3 separate regions of the Homo sapiens genome follow, and all the other regions are linked to region 3. Evidence: chromatin contacts called from ENCODE Hi-C or POLR2A ChIA-PET data. All regions are on one chromosome and are shown on one strand. The core of a region is the stretch at or near the end of the contact, and the rest is flanking DNA. Distances in the headings are between cores, read along the strand shown. Region 1 holds the start of LSM5 (LSM5 homolog, U6 small nuclear RNA and mRNA degradation associated). Region 2 holds the start of TBRG4 (transforming growth factor beta regulator 4). Region 3 holds the start of CDK13-DT (CDK13 divergent transcript).

Region 1 (4,535 bases), core at 1,169-3,668, 7.5 Mb before region 3:
TAAGACCCACGTCTATCAGACAGAGCTTCATAAAAAGAAGTGAAAGCTTGCCCAGGAAATCAAATATGAAATGAAATGTTTTTTGGGTTTTTTTTTTTTTAAGAGACAGGGTCTTGCTCTGTTGCCCAGGCTGAGTACAGTGGTACAATCATAGTTCACTGCAGCCTAGAACTCCTGGGCTCAAGGGATCCTCACCCTCCAGAGCAGCTAGGACTACAGCTGCCCCCTACTATAACCAGCTAATTTTTAAATTTTTTATAGAGACAGGGGTCTCCCTTTGTTGCCCAGGCTGGTCTCAAACTCCCAGGCTTAATCCTCCTCCTTTGGCCTTCCAAAGTGCTAGGATTACAGGAATGAGCCACCATGTCCAGCCTAAATGCTCTTACTATCAGTTCCTTTATTTGACCTGAACCCTAAAATTCCTGGCTCTTTTTGTTATCTTCTACCTTAAAACTGTGTCTCCACTAATATTCTAGGCGTTTACTAATAATTACATTAAGGTAATAACACTCTGATCCAATTTTACAAGCAAACAGATAAAACGTCTATCTTTAACGTTATTCCACCAAGAGGTAATGTTTTCTCATAAATAATTTTACTCAAAAGTAGTAAAACTGTCTTTAATTAAGAAGAGATTCCCCCCAATTCTTTAACACTACTCACAACTCAGTGACATCTTCCAGTACCATATCTGAAATTTGGTGTTAAGAAAATAAATACAGAATTTACTCTAGCTTCTGCCTTTGTTCAGCTTTTGTTTTTTGTTTTTGTTTTTGTTTTGAGACAAAGTCTCGCTCTGTCATCCAGGCTTAAGTGCAGTGGTACAATCACACCTCACTGCAGCCTCCACCTTTTAGGCTTAAAGGATCCTCCTGCCTTAGCCCCGGAGATTAGCTGGACCCACAGGTGTACATCACCATGCCCAGCTAATTTTTGTAATTTTTGTGGAGACAGGGTTTCATCATCTTGCCCAGGCTGGTCTCAAACTCCTGGGCTCAAGCGATCCACCCACCTCGCCCTCCCAAAGCGCTGGGATTATAGGCGTGAGCCACTGGGCTCGCCTGTTCAGTTTTAATTACAATGTTTAATACAATGGCTCAAATTCAAAATGCTTGTTGTTGATAGGAACTTTACCGTCTTTCAATACATACCTCTTAAAACATTATCATAAGTTCCCTGAGAATGAACTGATTTTTATTATAATAATCACAAATATACTGATTGTCTATAGTTCTTATGTTATTACTTAAGAAAAACCTATACCACCACCACCTTTTAAAAGGATACTGACAAAGTCATCAAATCCTAGAAGAGTACCAACAATTTCCTTATCACTCTTCATCACGATGTGAATTCTTGATCCTATACATTTGTCCACAAGCTCTGAGGAGGGAAAAAATATTATTTTACCATTCATTATTTCAACAAATATTTGAGTGCCTACTGGCACTCTTACTTGCATATAGTGAAAGAAAAACCAGGAAAAACATTCATTCAATAACTTTAGGTCTTATAATACAAATCTCAGTTCAAGCACAGCATCTGGCACATAATGAGCCTTCCAAAAGAGTCTGTGGCATGAAGGAATGAAAACTTTTCAATCACGGCCACGACCACTAGTTCAATCACTCTTCACCAACTACAAAAATATAAGAGGAGATAGGTATAATTATATTCACCGGAAACTCTCCGGTCACTGCTTCCCTTTCCCAACTCTGTCTATCCTCTGTGCTCTGACGGTAGCTTGAACATCTCTTTAGCTAGCCTAGCATTATGTGGCATGATGTCTACTTGTCCAGTGTTCTCTCCTCCACTGGCTTGTGTGCTATTTGAAGGCAATGGCTATGGTTTATCATTGAAAAATGCCCAGGCACGGTATCTAGTGTATAGATACTCAGTTACTACTTATTGAATGAATAAATAACAAACAGAGCTGGTTTCCAGATTCCTCATTTAAGGCTCATTCCGGACCAGGGTGTTAGTGTCACTAACCAACCACATACATAACATGGTCTATCTAATCTGGGGATCGTAAACGCCAGGCTGAGAAGTAGGCCTACTACCTATAACACTGCAGAGGCGGGCTCACAACAAAGTAGGCCGACGACGCGTTCACTAAATGTGGACCTTTTCCAGTGAAGGTCTGGTTTGAGAAGTCAAAGTCCTTGCCTGGAGGAGCCCGACCACGTTAAAGAGCAGGTGCGGCCTGCTGTCGCGAAGACTTGGAGCTCAGAGTCGAACCGCATTTGGTCTTATACATTTCCCCACACTCGGCCAGGGCCTGCCTCGGAACAGCCCCTCGGCCCCCAATCCTGAATGTCAGCTCCCTGTTCCTGCTCCCCAAAGGACGGCGATTACCTAAGGGCAGCAGCTGCGACGGGTTGGTAGTAGCGTTAGCCGCCATGGCTACGCCGGAAGTGGCCTGCCTTCATTGATGGTGGGACGACTTTGAAAAGCGCGCTTCCGCTTTTTCCGCAGCCCAAACAGGCTCGACCAATCTGAGGCCGAGCGCACGATCTAGTCAGCTGCGTGGGTCGCGTTCACTGGCTTTTTTCCCCGGCAAGTGAGATCCGGTGAAATATTTCCTGCCCACTGGACATTTTACCATCTCGGCAGATACCCATAATGCCCTTGAAGTTTTGGAGAGACGTTGAAGATATTTTGCCTTGTGAATAAATTGTTCCTGTAACGTTTGAGTCTTCTTCCCCCGTAAAGTTGCATTTCCTCTCAAGCCAGAATCTTCAAACCAGTATAAATCAATTCGTATTTCCTGCCATCAATTAACTGTTACAATTTTCGTTACAACTACTCATTAAGGAATCTATTGTTTCTTTTTAAAGTCCAGTGGATTGAAAATCTGCAACTAGCATTTTTTAAAATTTTTCTTTAGTGAGGATTTAAGATATGTTTTTTAAACTTTTTACTACTTTAATTCATCGTTCTTATCTTTTTATGTCTGGTAGTCTTATTTATTATAGGCTTTTAAATTCAGTTTCTTCAACAATTCTTGTCTCACAGGCAACCACCAGATGTCACTCTAAATTATTCCAGAAGTGTAAAATCATGCTTTCCACTTCTGTGTTGAAAACAGCAAAGTATCGGCCCTAGTCTGTTTTATATTTGTATCCTAGGAACTTAAACCTGAACAGTCTAGGTCAGGCGCAGTGGTAACGACTGTAATCCCAGCACTTTGGAAGGCCGAGGCGGGCGGATCACCTGAGGTCAGGAGTTCGAGACCAGCCTGGCCAACATGGGTGAAACCCCGTCTCTACTAAAAATACAAAAATTAGCTGGGCGTGGTGGCGTGCGCCTGTAGTCCCAGCTACTCGGGAGGCAGAGGCAGGAGAACTGCTTGAACCCGAGAGGCAGCGGTTGCAGTGAGCCTAGATCATGCAACTGCACTCCAGCCTGAACAACAAGAGCGAAACTCCATCTCAAAAAAAAAAAAAAAAAAAGCTAAACAATAAACATGAGCGGCCACAAAGAACGTCATTCATTCATACAACAAATGGTCATTAAGCACCCATCATTCCTTCATAGACTGAGTTCCTCAAGGCTGAGAATTATGGGAAGCAGTAGTTTACGTGATTAAATTTCTTCATTTTGAATTAAATGACTTTGGTTCAAATTCCATGGTCAGTTATTTGACAATGGGCAAGTTATTTTAACTTTTTAAGTCTCAATATACCCATTGGAAAAAATGGGGACAACAGTATCTACTCATAAGATTAATGTGAAGATTAATTGAGATAATCTATGAAAAGTGGTCAGCATAGGACCTGGCACATAGCCCTTTTAAACATGAGCTGTTATTACTTATCCTTGTTTTCTAATACATGATGTCTGGCTCAGAGTGAAGCTACATAAAGCTAGCATTGCTAGCTGGTTTTGCATTCATCTTATTTTTATAACCAGACATAAGCCACTTTAAGGAAGCAATTTCTTATTTTATACACTGTGCACACTACATTTTCAGGCACACTGTAGGGCGCCTAATGAATATTCTTTAAATTGATTCTCACTATTTCATTCACACCCATCAACATTCTCCTTACTCTTCATAAGATTTTAAATACGAAGTAATGCCAGATTTGTTTGTGACGCTTCTTTCTTTCTCTTTCTCTTTTTTTCTTTTTGTCCAATCCTCATTTGGTTGAAAACCACCTCTTTTCCTGGTTTTCCTTTTCTATTCCTATTTTATTTTCCCCATACCATACTGACAGTATGGGAGAATTCAAAACATTGTTGTTATTTGATAGAGTTTTTAAAAATTAGAAAAATAGGCTGGGCACAGTGGCTCACGCCTATAATCCCAACACTTTGGGGGCCGAGGTGGGCGGATCACGAGGTCAAGACATGAAGACCATCCTGGCCAACATGGTGAAACCCCATCTCTACTAAGAATACAAAAATTAGCTAGGTGTGGTGGCACACGCCTGTAGTCCCAGGTACTCAGGAGGCTGAGGCAGGAGAATCGCTTGAACCTGGGAGGCAGAGGTTGCAGTGAGCCAATCGTGCCACTGCACTCCAGCCTG
Region 2 (4,279 bases), core at 912-3,411, 5.2 Mb after region 3:
TAATTTGAAATCACCTAGGATGTGGTTCAATAATTCAGATTCCCAGGTCCTGCCCAAGGCCTCCTAAATGATGGCATCTCTGCAGACACGACCTAGACAGCATTAATTTTTTTTTATTTTTTTATTTCAAGGGTAACCAGGATTAAAAATTACGGGCTTGGCCAGGCGTGGTGGCTCACGCCTGTAATCCCAGCACTTTGGGAGGCCTAGGCGGGTGGATCACTTGAGGTCAGGAGTTTGAGACCAGCCTGGCCAACATGGTGAAACCCCATCTTTACTAAAAATATAAAAATTAGCTGGGCATCATGGTGCACGCCTGTAATCCCAGCTACTTGGGAGGCTAAGGCACAAGAATTGCTTGAACCTGAGAGGCGGAGATTGCAGTGAGCTGAGATTGCACCACTGGACTCCAGCCTGGGTGAGAGACTCCATCTCAAAAAAAAAAAAAAAAAAAAATTCACATTCCCAAAGCCTCTGTGGATATATTTTAACACTGTAGACATAGGTGTGAGCCTCTCGAAACCAAGGTAGATTACATCACTAGCCTACTAAAACCCCCCCACCAAATTTCTAACAGCAAAAATTCTGAACCAATAATAAGAAGCACTTCATAACATGGCCCAGAATGATTTTCTCAGTCTTAGCTTTTTCTGCCTCCCAGCAACACAAGGCCCCATTTTAAACAGGCCTTGCACTTCCACTTCACCTTACAGGGCTTGTTATCTGGGTCTCCTCCTCCCCCTATAAGACCCTTTAAAATACATCTCATCCTTCCAAGGCCAAACTCAATGTTGCCATCTCCAGCAATGTGTTACATATAGCCTTGATGTTGCTTTTAACAATTCTATCGGCCAGGCGCAGTGGCTCACGCCTGTAATCCCAGTACTTTGGGAGGCTGAGGCGGGCAGATCACGAGGTCAGGAGATCGAGACCATCCTGGCTAACACGGTGAAACACCGTCTCTACTAAAAATACAAAAAAATTAGCCGGGCGTGGTGGCGGGCACCTGTAGTCCCAGCTACTAGGGAGGGTGAGGCAGAGCTTGAAGTGAGCCGAGATCGCGCCACTGCACTCCAGCCTGGGTGGCAGAGCGAGACTCTGTCACAAAAAAAAAAAAAAAGAAAAAAAATTCTATCAGCTAGTCTAGCTCCCTACGGTGATTACATGATCCAGGGAAGACATGCGACAAGGGCAAGATAAAACGTTCACCTAGGCCTCATTTCTGCCAAAGCAGAATGTACGTTTGATCTTTCTCCACTTCCTGGAACTTGGTATATGGCCAGCACATTTTCTTTTTATATGAGGGGATTAAAGCAGCTGTAAAAAGCTTAGTCTAACTCCACTTAAAGAAAAAAAAAAAGAGAGAGAGATCAGAGAGTCGGAGTATTTGCCCAAACGCAACATCTACCACTTCCTGAGCCTAAGCACAGTGTAGAAATCTTTCCGACTTATTTTTTTGAGACGGAGTCTCGCTCTGTCGCCCAGACTGGAGTGCAATGCTGCGATCTCGAGTCACTGCAACCTCAGCCTCCCGGATTCAAGCGATTCTCCTGCCTCAGCCTCCCAAATAGCTGGGACTACAGGCCCGCGCCACCACACCTGGCTAATTTTTGTATTTTTAGTAGAGACAGGGTTTCACCATGACCTCAAGTGATCCACCCGTCTCGGCCTCCCAAAGTGCTGGGATTACCGGAGTGAGCCACCGCGCCCGGCCGCCTTTCCAATTTTTTAAGAGCCCTAAGAGCAGTTTAGCCGAGTAAACGGAAGCCCAGGAGCCAGACTTGAGTTTAGGCAAACAGCAATCCAAAACTTTAGTTCTAAAATGCAGAGAGAAAACAACTTGCACTAAGTCACGAAAACTGGCTCGCTGGGGTCATGGACGGTCAACAGGGGCGGCGTCTTCCAGGCCTGGCCGCGCGGGCTAGAGAGGAAGCGTGCGCACTGGCAAGCCAGCACGGAACGAGCAGACGGCCAGGCCCACGGCATCCCACCGCGTCCCAGCCTGCTCCCCAGTTCCACCGCATCCCAGGACCTTCCCAGCCACGCCTGTGTTGTGCACTCGAAACCCACGATCAGCCGCCCCTTCTCCCCGTGCCACAAGACCTACGCAGCGAGCACCACCGCTGACCTCCATCCGCCGCCCTAACTGTCCCCGGAACCATGAGGTGCGCGGCGCGCTTCCCTACGTCACTCGGAGCGCCGGCGGAAACGAGACGAGCCTCGCCCCGCACGTCCGGAAGCCACGCCTCCAGCTTCCGGCCACACCTTTCGGCGGGTGACATCTTTGCTGAGGGCTCAAGCGGAGCGATAGGTCATGGGAAACTTAGAAAAGATAAAGAACCTAGGAAGAAAGGCTTCGGTTGCCCCCCGACCAGTACGCCATCCTCATACGGAGTGCGGGAGACGACCCTTTGTTGTCGGTGCTGTCACCCTATCCCTCCCTGCTTGCGTAGGCGTAGGAGAGTTCCTAGGGCGGTGGAAGACTGGGCTGGTGGAGTGGGATAGGCGACGTTGAGGCCTGTGGGGGCTGGGAGGACGAGTGAGTGGAGACTGGGGAACTCCAGAGCGCCCACTTGCAGCTGGATTTTTATGTGCAATTTTCCTGATTTTTAAATAGTGGTGTTTAATTACAAAGTAAAGTGCAGGATAGCCCAAACGAAATGTATCTGAGGTCTATATATGGACTTGATTAATTTTTACTTCCTGCACAGCCTTTTATTTTCTGTGGAGTTAATAATTACTTGGCTACGCACGGTGGCTCACGCCTGTAATCCCAGGCCTCGGTGGGCGGATCACTTGAGTTCAGGAGTTCGAGACCAGCTTGGCCAACATGGCGAAACCCCGTCTCTACTAAAAATACAAAAAAATTAGCCGGGCGTGGTAGGGCGCACCTGTAGTCCCAGCTACTAGGGAGGCTGAGGCATGAGAATCGCTTGAATCCGGGAGGTGGAGGTTGCAGTGAGCAGCGATCTTGCCACTGCACTCAGCCTGGTTGACAGAGCAAGACTCTGTCGCAAAAAACAAAACAAAAAACATAAAAATAAATAATTACGTTTGTTTGTGTTTGTAAACTAAAAATAAAATTGTAAGCCCCCCAAGCACTGAACGGACCTCCTCTTAGCCAAGGAGACCCCAGAGAAACCTTAAAAACTGAGTTCCCAGCCATTCTGGAAAGGGAGGTTGAACACCCCTTGTTAAAGTAGAGATCATAAGACTAACAGACTTTGTGGTAGTAAGATACCAAATTATAAACAAGACCTAAGGCCGTGCAAGGCAAGGGTTAAGTCAAGCTTGCAGACCATCAATCTTGCTGAAGAGGTCTTTTTTGACCCAGTGTATTGTGGCTGATTCTGGCATACTATCTTAAACATTCTTTTCTGCTGACTCCAAATTTTACACAGAGCCTCACTCTTTTAACCAGTTGCAAATTAAAAAATCTCTTGGTCAAGCTGGCTGAGGTGGGAGGATCACTTGAGGCCAAGAGTTCAAGACTAGCCTGGGCAACATAGGGAGACCCTATCTACCCCTACCAAGAGATCTATCTATCTATCTATCAATCAATCATATATCGTGTATATATCTATGTATTTGAGTCCACATATAACTTGTAAACCCCCCACATCAAGACATCCTGTCTTTTGGAGCCAAACCAGTGTATACCTTCCACACATTGATTTATGTCTTTGCCTGTAACCCCTGGCTCCCTGAAATGTATAAAACCAAACTATAATCTGACTGCCTCGGGAACACTTAAGGCTTTTTGGGTTTGTATTTTCCTGGGGCTGTGGTCACTCATTGGCCCTGAATAAACCTCTTTAAGTAATTTACAGAGTTTGATTTTTCTGTTAACAGTTAATTAAGATTCCATGTATTTATCACAAATTCTACTCCAAATCCTTCACAAGTTGTCTGTCAAAAGACAATATTACAACAGATTTATAGATCTGTTAAAAGAAAAGCTTTAGACAAACTAATGGAGTTTTGTTGAGGAAAGAACCTTGAAAACATGCTAAGGGAAAGAAGTTAGACACATGAGGCCACATATTGTATAGTTCCATTTATATTTGCAATGTCCAGAGTAGGTGAATTGATAGAGTCACCTATGTGATGTTGAGGTGGGGAGAATAGGGAGTGACTTCTGATGGGTTTGAGGTTTCTTTTTGAGATGGTAAAAGTGTCCTGGAATTGGATAATAGGGATGGTTGCACAACACTGAGTATACTAAAAGCCACCTGTGACTTAAGAAATATATATGTGGTCTCTGCATAGAGCTTCTAAA
Region 3 (4,167 bases), core at 960-3,459:
CACCTGAGGTCAGGAGTTTGAGACCAGCCTGCTCAACATGACAAAACCCCGTTTCTACTAAAAATACAAAAAAATTAGCTCGGCATGGTGGCGGGCAACTGTAATCCCAGCTACACGGGAGGCTGAGGCAGGAGAATCGCTTGAACCTGGGGGGCGGAGGTTGCAGTAAGCCAAGATTGCACCCCTGCACTCCAGCCTAGGCGACAAGAGCAAAACTCTGTCTCAAAAAAAACAAAAACAAAAACAAAACAAAACACGAACTCCCCACCCCCCCACACACAAGCAGTAATAAACAAAAATATAGTCGTAAATGGGAATTTCAAATCTCTTTAATATTCAGGCAAGCAGACAGGCTTATAGAAACAGACGGCTTCTAATTCAAAGGTCCTTCCCATTTTTTGGAGTTTGAATCCTATTAGTTATTAGTGTTTCCAACCACGTGGGCAGGTATCTTGAGCTCAAAATGTTCATTCAACCTCCCCCACCAAAGGTAGAATCTTTGAGGAAACGTGGGTGGTAGAACCACAGTAAAAATATTTTAGTACATGTTTTTTGTTTGCACCCTGGATTGGGAACTATCCATTTACTTTTTTTCCCTTCTTCTCCATTTAATACACTTACACATGGGAATTATCCATTTACTATGGATCAAGTTTTCTTTGAAAATATATGATAGAAGATGACATTCTCAAGTGGAACTGGTTGTACACGAGGGGAGCTGCAAGCTAAACCTCTTATTTGCTCTCTTTGTTCTGTTATTCCAGTCTATCTAACGTAGGACGATGGAACAAGTTGATCCTACATGTTTCTGAAAAAGCCACTTGCTAAACAGTCTTTGGTAGGAGGCTGGCTACAGGACCTTCACTCAACAATACTGTCAACCAGAAATTTGTTTTAGGAACCCTGCCCCCTATTTTTCTATTCAGTTTCCCAATGCCCATCCCATGGTGTTGCCCACCCAGGCCTGCCCTCCTGGGAAATGCTCTGACTTTAAGATTACCTATTCCTTTGCCTCCTCCTTTATCCTTCAGCAAACCAACATCCTTTGTACTCGGTCAGTGAAGTCTGATCTTAGCTTAAATCAGGCCAGTCTGTGATACTGTGATGTCAAACTGATTAAAATAATTTACACTAAGGTATTAACGATGGATAGATACCAAGTGTTTAAGAACTAAACCAACTGATGATCTGAACAAATGAATTTTCAAAGGGGTTACTACATTTAGTCATTGAACAGACGGCTTAGCTTTTTCTTTTATTAGAGGCAGGGCCTCGCCCTGCTGATTGGCCAGGCTGGGGTGCTGTGGCACGGTCATGGCTCACTCCAGCCTCGAACTCTTGAGCTCCAGAGATCCTCCTGCCTCAGCCTCCGGAGTAGCTGGGACTACAGGCGTGTGCCACTGCACAGGGTTAGCTTGCGTTTCCAACCATTCTAAAAGCCAATAAGCCATTTACATTTTAATCTAATTATCCCGAGTGCTTAGTCTGTAACTGAAGGGCAATTCTAAGGCAAGAAATGAGATGTGAGGTCACTATATGGCTATGTTTGGCAACCCCAAAGGTTTAGATATGAAGGTGAAAGTGGGTGAAGTACTAAGAGGGCAGTCCTCATTCGCACAAGATGTTTTTATTTCAAGCCTCCTGAGAATTTGGAATTTTCAGTAGTTCCTTTTAACATTCCACTTATTTCCTGTATTGATTTAAAGCTTTAAAAATTTTTATTTTAAAGTAAATAGTGTTACCGAAGCTTGAGCTGTGATTCCCAAGTGTGTTTTTTAGGATAAGAAGGGGCCTCGCGGAAGTTGCGGTGAGCCGAGATCGCACCATTGCACTCCAGCCTGGGCAACGAGAGCGAAACTCAGTCTCAAAAAAAAAAAAAAAAAAAATGGGGCCTCGAACTTTGGCGTACGTGAGACAAGTTAAACCAACGCCATCTCCACCCTGTTTTGCGGGGTGTTTTCTCTCCTTTCGCAGCTGTTCCACTCCCAGGGCTTGACTGAAGGTACACGGGGGGTAACTGCCTACTCCAGAAGGCCACCAACAGCATTATTTCCCTCGCAGTCTCCAGAAACACTTGTTCTCACTGTGACCTTTCGCTCAACAGGCAGGCAGTGCGGCGTCTGCAGAGCCGGAACCGGCACTGCGCGCTGGACGCAAGCAACAAGCACGACAGGCGCGCCACCACGGGCAGAGTCTCAAGCAACAGCAGTGGGCGGCACACGAATCCTCTCCTTTCTTTAACCCTTCTTCACACGGAGTCCCACCCTCGCCGGAAGCCGAGCGGTTTCTACATCATGCCACTTCCGGTGCGGCCTGCCGGCCCCTGGCGGGAGCGAGCACGCCAGTGCGCGGTAACTTTGTTCCCGCCTCTCTTGCCCCGGCCACCTCTCATCTTCGGCTTTCTCTGAGCGTGAATTGCGGGCGCGCTCCCGGTCGTACGTCAGGGCTGAGGGGAAAAGCCGAAAGAGCGAGGCGAGAAGGAGGGGTTGTGGAGGTTAGGGCCCAACCAGCAAGTCCCGTTGCTCTCCCTCCTCCTGACGAGGAGCGGAGAGGGAAGGGGAGGAGCGAGCCGGGGCAGGCCGCGCACACCAGGAGCCTCCTCGTGGAGGGGGGGAGCGGAGGAAAGGGGTAGCTCCGCCACCTCTGCTGGCGGCGGCGGCGGCGGCGAAAGAAGAAGAAAGTCAGGGCCCGTACCTACCGCCACAGACTCAGAAACGCCCCTGCCCCCATCTCCCCGGAAATAGCCCCCCGCCCAGCCCCGCACAGTCGCTGCCCCAACCGAGAGCCGCAGCCCGGTCGCCCCCGCCTCGCCCCGCCCCGCTGCCCAGCCCCGCGGGCCGCAGAGTGCGCGAGGCCCTAGGCCGGGAGTTGTTGTCAGGCCCAGGCCACTTCCGAGGCGCCTGCGGTGTGTCGCCGCCACCACAGGAGGACGACGTCGACGCCGAGGAGGAGGCGGTGGAGGCGTGTTGTTGTCTCGCCCACTCCCCTCCCCTGAACTTGCACCCAACGTCAGGGCGCGATGGAGTGAAGCGGCGACGAAGGTGGTACTTCCGCGTTGCGCTGCCCGAGCCGAGAGCGCGGCCAAGGCCGCTCCCCCACCCCCGGGGGCACTTGGAGGACTCGGGACTCCCCCGCAGGTCAGCGCCCGGCGCATCTGGTGTTTTCGCTGCCGAGGATAGGACGACGAGCGCAATCGGGAGCTCCGCCGCCCGGATTCCTGCTTCCCTGGGGCCCGGAGGCTGCTGCGTACCCCACTGTGACCTGGAACCCAGGGACCCGAGTCCCGACCCGGATTATCGTGGCGCTTTTCCCGGCCGGCTCTGGTGCTCGGTGTCCCTCCGCCGCCGCTCCCGTTTCCGGCGGGGGAGATGGCCAGGATCTGACCCGGGAGGAGGCCGCACCCGCGCCGCGCTCTGCGGCTGGCTCTAGGCGATGCCGAGCAGCTCGGACACGGCGCTGGGGGGAGGCGGGGGCCTGAGCTGGGCGGAGAAGAAGTTGGAGGAACGCCGCAAGCGGAGGCGATTCCTGTCCCCTCAGCAGCCGCCGCTGCTGTTGCCGCTCCTGCAGCCGCAGCTCCTGCAACCGCCGCCGCCCCCGCCGCCTCTGCTCTTCCTGGCTGCTCCCGGCACGGCCGCCGCCGCAGCCGCCGCCGCCGCGGCCTCCTCCTCTTGCTTCAGCCCGGGCCCCCCTCTGGAGGTCAAGCGGCTGGCGAGAGGCAAGAGGCGCGCAGGAGGGCGGCAGAAGCGGCGTCGCGGGCCCCGCGCCGGGCAGGAGGCGGAGAAGCGTCGGGTCTTCTCGCTGCCCCAGCCGCAGCAGGACGGCGGTGGCGGTGCTAGTAGCGGCGGGGGTGTGACCCCGCTGGTGGAATACGAGGATGTGAGCTCCCAGTCCGAGCAGGGGCTGCTGCTGGGGGGGGCCAGCGCGGCAACGGCGGCGACGGCTGCCGGGGGAACGGGGGGCAGCGGCGGGAGTCCGGCCTCCTCCTCCGGCACCCAGCGGCGCGGGGAGGGGTCGGAGCGCAGGCCCCGCCGGGACCGCCGCAGCAGCAGTGGCCGCAGCAAGGAGCGCCACCGCGAGCACCGGCGGCGGGATGGGCAGCGCGGTGGCAGCGAGGCCTCCAAGTCCCGCAGCCGCCACAGCCACAGCGGCGAGGAACGGGCCGAGGTC

Evidence for each region. A loop is a pair of places that touch in the nucleus more often than their neighbours do. ChIA-PET counts read pairs that join two places held with the same protein, here RNA polymerase II (POLR2A). Pooled maps may share reads with other maps.
Region 1: a loop to region 3 is called in a map of CD4-positive, alpha-beta T cell, with 20 times the contacts of the local background. The contact joins the promoter of LSM5 here to the promoter of CDK13-DT in region 3. A Hi-C loop is called at or near these places in 3 of 168 maps with a recorded cell type or tissue (CD4-positive, alpha-beta T cell, CD8-positive, alpha-beta T cell and naive thymus-derived CD4-positive, alpha-beta T cell) and 8 of 50 pooled maps. POLR2A ChIA-PET finds 5 or more read pairs at or near these places in 1 of 52 experiments (activated B cell).
Region 2: a pooled map shows a loop between it and region 3 (32-fold over the local background). The contact joins the promoter of TBRG4 here to the promoter of CDK13-DT in region 3. A Hi-C loop is called at or near these places in 7 of 50 pooled maps.

What each region holds. Positions count from the first base shown.
Region 1 is chr7:32,487,962-32,492,496 of GRCh38, forward strand. It overlaps LSM5 (LSM5 homolog, U6 small nuclear RNA and mRNA degradation associated), which reads right to left and starts at 2,419. Exons shown (of 5, transcript NM_012322.3): 1 at 2,359-2,419; 2 at 1,288-1,383; 3 at 664-691. The coding sequence starts at 2,404. RefSeq lists an enhancer at 2,322-2,371.
Region 2 is chr7:45,109,536-45,113,814 of GRCh38, forward strand. It overlaps TBRG4 (transforming growth factor beta regulator 4), which reads right to left and starts at 2,162. Exons shown (of 11, transcript NM_004749.4): 1 at 2,108-2,162. RefSeq lists enhancers at 1,861-2,570, 1,934-2,689.
Region 3 is chr7:39,947,210-39,951,376 of GRCh38, forward strand. It overlaps CDK13-DT (CDK13 divergent transcript), which reads right to left and starts at 2,210. Exons shown (of 1, transcript NR_158201.1): 1 at 312-2,210. CDK13 (cyclin dependent kinase 13) reads left to right here and starts at 3,047. Exons shown (of 14, transcript NM_003718.5): 1 at 3,047-4,167. The coding sequence starts at 3,433. RefSeq lists enhancers at 1,285-1,474, 1,496-2,415, 1,605-1,654, 1,915-2,044, 2,115-2,364 and 2 more and silencers at 2,605-2,834, 3,625-3,914, 3,985-4,044.